Linked DNA regions of Homo sapiens: region 2 is linked to region 1. The links are chromatin loops, found by intact Hi-C in ENCODE. Cell type or tissue: Caco-2. All regions are shown on one strand. Region 1 overlaps BICC1 (BicC family RNA binding protein 1). Region 2 overlaps BICC1 (BicC family RNA binding protein 1).

Region 1 (2,500 bases):
TTTAAAATTGAACTTTAGTCAATGCTGTAGTTATGTAATTTTTATAAAGAGCCTACAATATATAGATTCTCTTATTAAACATGTTAGCCATTATAAACGCCTTAGGCAAACAGGCATTCTTATTTTATGGTTCAGTTTCTGAAGTTCCTACTCTTTTTTGTTGTTCTTCCTGTGATGTAAGTCAGGAGCAGTGGTTTTGGAAGAAAGTATAAAGAAGGTGCAAACATCAGAAAAAAAATGCTTGTGTGTTTACTAGAACAGCATTTGTATAATAAGAATTACTTTGTGTTTTTGATCCATGAAATATACACATTCATTATGGCTAAAAGGAAGGACCTAATTTAAACAATGTGATATCAATGTTGGTTTAATATCCTGATTTTTAAAGTCTTATATGACTTACATTTGATTTTTTTTTTTTTGCCTCTCTAGCCTTGTTAGAATTACATTTAATTTTGGTATAATAAATTCTGTTATATATACCTCCTTTTCTATTTTATATATTAATATTTTACTATTTTATTTTCTTGTAAGCTTAATTCTGTTTGTTTCTCTTTTGGCTCTGTGACTGATCAAGAACATATTAAATGTATAAAGTCTGAGCTTGTTATTTTAAATTTGTAATGTCCAGGTTTTGTTATAAATACCTTAGTGTCTTTCTTTAAAAAGAAAAAGAACAAGTAATAAGTAACTCACATAGTGGGGAGAGTAAAACCATTTTAGCTGAAATGGTTTAGATCTAGGATAATTATTTGGGGGAAAATACATTTTCGAGATTTTTTCATATTTTTGCTTGAATTACCTTTACTTTCAGTGCAAACTTCTGAAATTTGATGTAATGTACTCTTTATTCCTGTTGTAACAACCTCATAGATGTCAGGTTTTTATTTTACAGCTGAAGAGAATAGAGGCTGTTGGACATTTTTTTTTTTTTTTTTTTTTTTTTTTTAGGTGGCTGACCCTAGGACGTAAGCAGCAATACTAAATGTTGCAACTTGTGGTCCTATGTATTGTAACCTGTTGGAAGTAGAGTAATTAGTAGTACTGGTGGAAATCTTAAAAACATCAATATAAATAGGCAAAATTTCTTTTCTGATTATCAAGATCAAAAAAGGGAAGCTAAGGTCTAGGTGATGAGGTTCTCTATGTGAAGTCAGTTAATTTTCAATGAGCAGATCAGCGTTCTTATCTCTTCTCACAATAATGATTAGCAGTTCTTTGCAAAGGAAGTTTCAGTGAGTGCTTGAAAAATATGGGTCACTGAGGTCTGTCATGCGAAACTAAGTGTTGGCCTGGCATCTCTGGAACTCAAATGATGGCCAAGCAGGCTTGACTTCAGTGAAACAGGGTTTTAATGATTAAATGGAAATGGATGAAGTTGGTGAACAAATATAGTGACTTCAAAGCCTTTAACTTGGATTACTGGAGAATCAAGTGAAATATTTCACCACTGTGTTATCACTAAAGAGAATCAGTTCTGTGTGTGGTATTGGTTCTTTAAACATTATGTTCTACACTAAGGACCCGAACTGTCATTCCCAGTTAGATAGTGTTTGAATGGGAAGTAATGTTGAATTGTTTATTCTTAAAATTTTTTTTTATTTCCTTAATTATGGTTATTTAGATAATCCATCAATTATAGAATGAGAAGCCTATTTGTAAGATTGTGGAATTTCTAGTTTTCGAGTGTTGGGGGATAGTTAATATTATGACAAATTATTAACTTAGGGTGATTGCGAAAGTTATACCTCCTAGGTTGAGTTTAAAATGCTAGTCTCTTACTGTTGAATGTGAAACCTTGAATATGTCTAATTTTTATTGGCATGGATGTATGCATACAAATAGAGAAAGGTAAATTCTACTCATTTGCAGCTTCTCAGATATTCTGAAATTGCATTACTAGCTCTAAAATAAACATAATAGGTCAATTTGGTCTTGCATCGAAGCATTTTATGTAAGGAAAATGTATATTAAAAGTTATTGAATTTCTTGATGGGCCATAAATCCCCTTAGCATCAAAGTTTGCAGCTTGGTTAAGAGTATGAAGGAGAAAAGAAACTTGACCAAGAAATGTTACTTAGAAAATATTTGTATGGAGTTAAATTACCATAATTTCAATTCCTCTTATGCCAGATTTTGCCCTTAAAAGTGAAAAGCAATTTGATTGATAGAGCAGTTGATGCAGGCAGGCAGAAACCTTTTTTTTTAAAAATCACTCTTCAGATTGCTCATGAGTTTGTTTTTTTCTTAACATCACTTACAATATTATCATTATGTAAATATTTGCTGTGGAATCAAGTAGTATACTTGGAGTGATTAAGAAGAAAACAATCTTAAATTACTAAGTATGCAGTTCAAAAGGTAATGGCCTAGGCATCAAAGTCCGAAAGAGTGTCAGTTTTGTCCTTTTGTCTGTTTCTTCTCAGTCATATGAGGCTTCCATTTAAAAAGAATTCTCATATGTTTTTCTTGCATTACTATTTTTTATTCTAGTGTAACA
Region 2 (2,500 bases), 82 kb after region 1:
AAATTTCGTATTTGTCTTTCTTAATGGGAAAACACAGTAAATTAAATATTATTAAAGCAATAAGAGGTAGTGCTATCTTGTCCCATCCTCCTGCCTCCCCACCTCCTCCCCAACACACAAAAAGATCCTATGGGTGTTCTTAAGGAGCTGTTGTCTGAGATAGGGCCTAGGAAGTAGGTTTTTAAAACTTGGGTGATCCAGAGCGGATGATGATATGCATTCTTCCATACACATCATTGTCTCCTCCTCCTCCTCCTCCTTCTCCCTTTTTTCCTTCCCCAATTCATGCCAGGCTGTCATTTTGAATCAATAAGTGAATGTAACAAATAAGAGATGTTAATACTATGAAGAATACTGAACTAGGAGCCATGAGTTCTGGCTTTGAATTCCAGTACAGTCACCAGCTGTGAAATCTTGGGCAAGTCATTTGACAACTGAGCTTCAGTTCTCCTGCTTAGAAAATGGGGATAATTCCTCATAGAATTGATGTTAAAATTGGTTGAAATATGCACTCAAAAGTGCTTTATAAACAGTAAAGCATTGAGCAAATGCGAGAGATGATTTGATTCTTTAGAGAAGACCCTTTCATTCTAGTGTTTGCATCCTCTGGCTGGGGGGAAGGCTGTGTGGCTGATGTAGGATGAGGCACCTTCCATATCTTTAGTTGCTTGAAAAAAACCACACACAGTTCTATAATATTTTTGGCAATTTGTCTCAGTTTAAAGCTGTGATCGTAACTTTTATTTGGGGATACTACTTTCTTGATTCTTATATGGGGAAAAATTCCATTTGTTGGTTTCCTTTTATTTAAATATGTTTATGTATTTTGCATTTTAGAATAAAAACATTTCCTTCTCGAGTGAAGATTTTTTTTCTTTTCTTTTGAGGTGGTGGTTAAGTTCTCATGTAATAGGATAGTTGGTTGCTATTAGAAATATGTTTTTTCCTTTGTTATGAAATGGAAAATTGTCAGAAACTGATAGGCTGTGGTTAGATGAGGTTTGCTACCAATAAAGAATTATCAGGGTAAACTGAACTTTCATTTAGGATGCAAAAATATTTGTTTTGCTTGGCAGCATGGCATAAAAAGAAAATCCAAGAAACTTCTTGTTTCAGGAGCTGCCAGTTCTCTCTGTGGCTCAAAGAACGTTTCGTGTCTCAGCCACAAGAATTTGCCGCTGGTTCTGATGTTCATTGTCTTCCCTCCTCACGCACGCTTTGCTTTCAGCTTTTGGCTTTACAGCCCTTTGCTATAAGATGATGAAAGTCCTTCCAGGGCTACTCATTAACTTTCCCTTCTACATCTTACTGGTATGAATAGTGGGAGCCTTTCATCTTTATTGTTATGAAAGCTTTTATAGAATATTGAATGCAGGGCACTGTGTTAGAGCTCTGTAAAACATGATAACATAGTAGATTCTGTCAGTTATTGGCTGTGAGTAGAGGTAGTTTGTTGAGGATCAGTATAGGTACCAGTGGCATAACTTATAAATTGGGACAGGCATGGTGGACCAGAGGGGATCTAGTAACTAAGCACTGTGATAGCCAGGGGAATCACTTAAACAGGACCAGTAAGGTACAGAAGGCCTGGGAATTTGGGGGAGGTATGCGAACAGGAAGATAAAGGGACTGATATTAGGAAATTAGAAGGAAGAATCTTGGATGTAGGATGTAGTGGAATGAAGTGGATTTTAAAGTTTCTAATACTAAATGACAGACATAGTAACATCTAGCAGGAGGGCTGTTTTGGAGGAAAAAAAGAATGTAATTTTAACTAATACGATGACTTTTAAGTCTAGGTGGTAAGGTTTAGAGTAACAGAGCAGGGCTGGAAATAGTGACTTATTAGGAATTAACTTGCATTCCAGAAATTGAGGGTTCATGTAGAATTGCCTGTAAGCCAGGAGTTTTCTTATTCATCTCTTTAATGTTATAGAAAATAACATCTGTACTTTATGGTAAGTAATTACAGAGTTAAAAAAAAAGGCCATTTGAAAAAAACAGCTTAAAAATGTCAAATAGGAAATGTGGGGATAAGTGTATTCTTTTCAAAATGTGGTTCTGAATTGGACTAACTCAAGCTGCAGTTAAAGGAAAAAAGGCTCGTTTATTTGACTCTTGCCTTCTTTGCTTTCTCCCTGTCTCAGGCTCCTTTCCCCAACGCCTCTCCCCTTTTTGGTCTCAGTGCTTCTGAAATGTAGACACTGGTCTACACATGGGTCACCCAGAGTTCACAGACTTGAAAGTCCTCTTATTCCCAAGAGCTGTGTGTGCCTCATCAGCCTTCTCTGGGTTTTGTGGCAGGGGGTGATGAGAAAGGATGCCCAGAGGCTACTTGTACCAATAAGAGCCACCGCTTGTTGTGAAAAGAGCACCAATGAGGAGAAAGCAGGCAGAGATAGTCCCGGCACTGGGTATCTCTTCAAGGCCTCTGGTTCCGTTATTCGTCAAAGGAGGGGTAGAACTAAGCATATGGTCTCTAAAGCTTTGAAATTCTTTT

Evidence for each region. Peaks named below come from ENCODE experiments on the same cell type or tissue, not always from the same donor. Only the 100,000 strongest peaks of a DNase experiment are listed, where the experiment ranks them.
Region 2: a loop joins it to region 1, with 4 times the contacts of the local background. A loop is called at or near these places in 2 of 110 quality-filtered maps.

The regions. Positions count from the first base shown.
Region 1 is chr10:58,554,386-58,556,885 of GRCh38, forward strand. The region is part of intron 1 of BICC1 (BicC family RNA binding protein 1); the gene reads left to right. Among named protein-coding and RNA genes, the nearest start is that of BICC1, 43 kb to the left of the region's middle. In Caco-2, no CTCF peak of the experiment used is centred here; a DNase peak (open chromatin) is centred at 1,296.
Region 2 is chr10:58,636,342-58,638,841 of GRCh38, forward strand. The region is part of intron 2 of BICC1 (BicC family RNA binding protein 1); the gene reads left to right. Among named protein-coding and RNA genes, the nearest start is that of BICC1, 120 kb to the left of the region's middle. In Caco-2, no CTCF peak of the experiment used is centred here; a DNase peak (open chromatin) is centred at 1,200.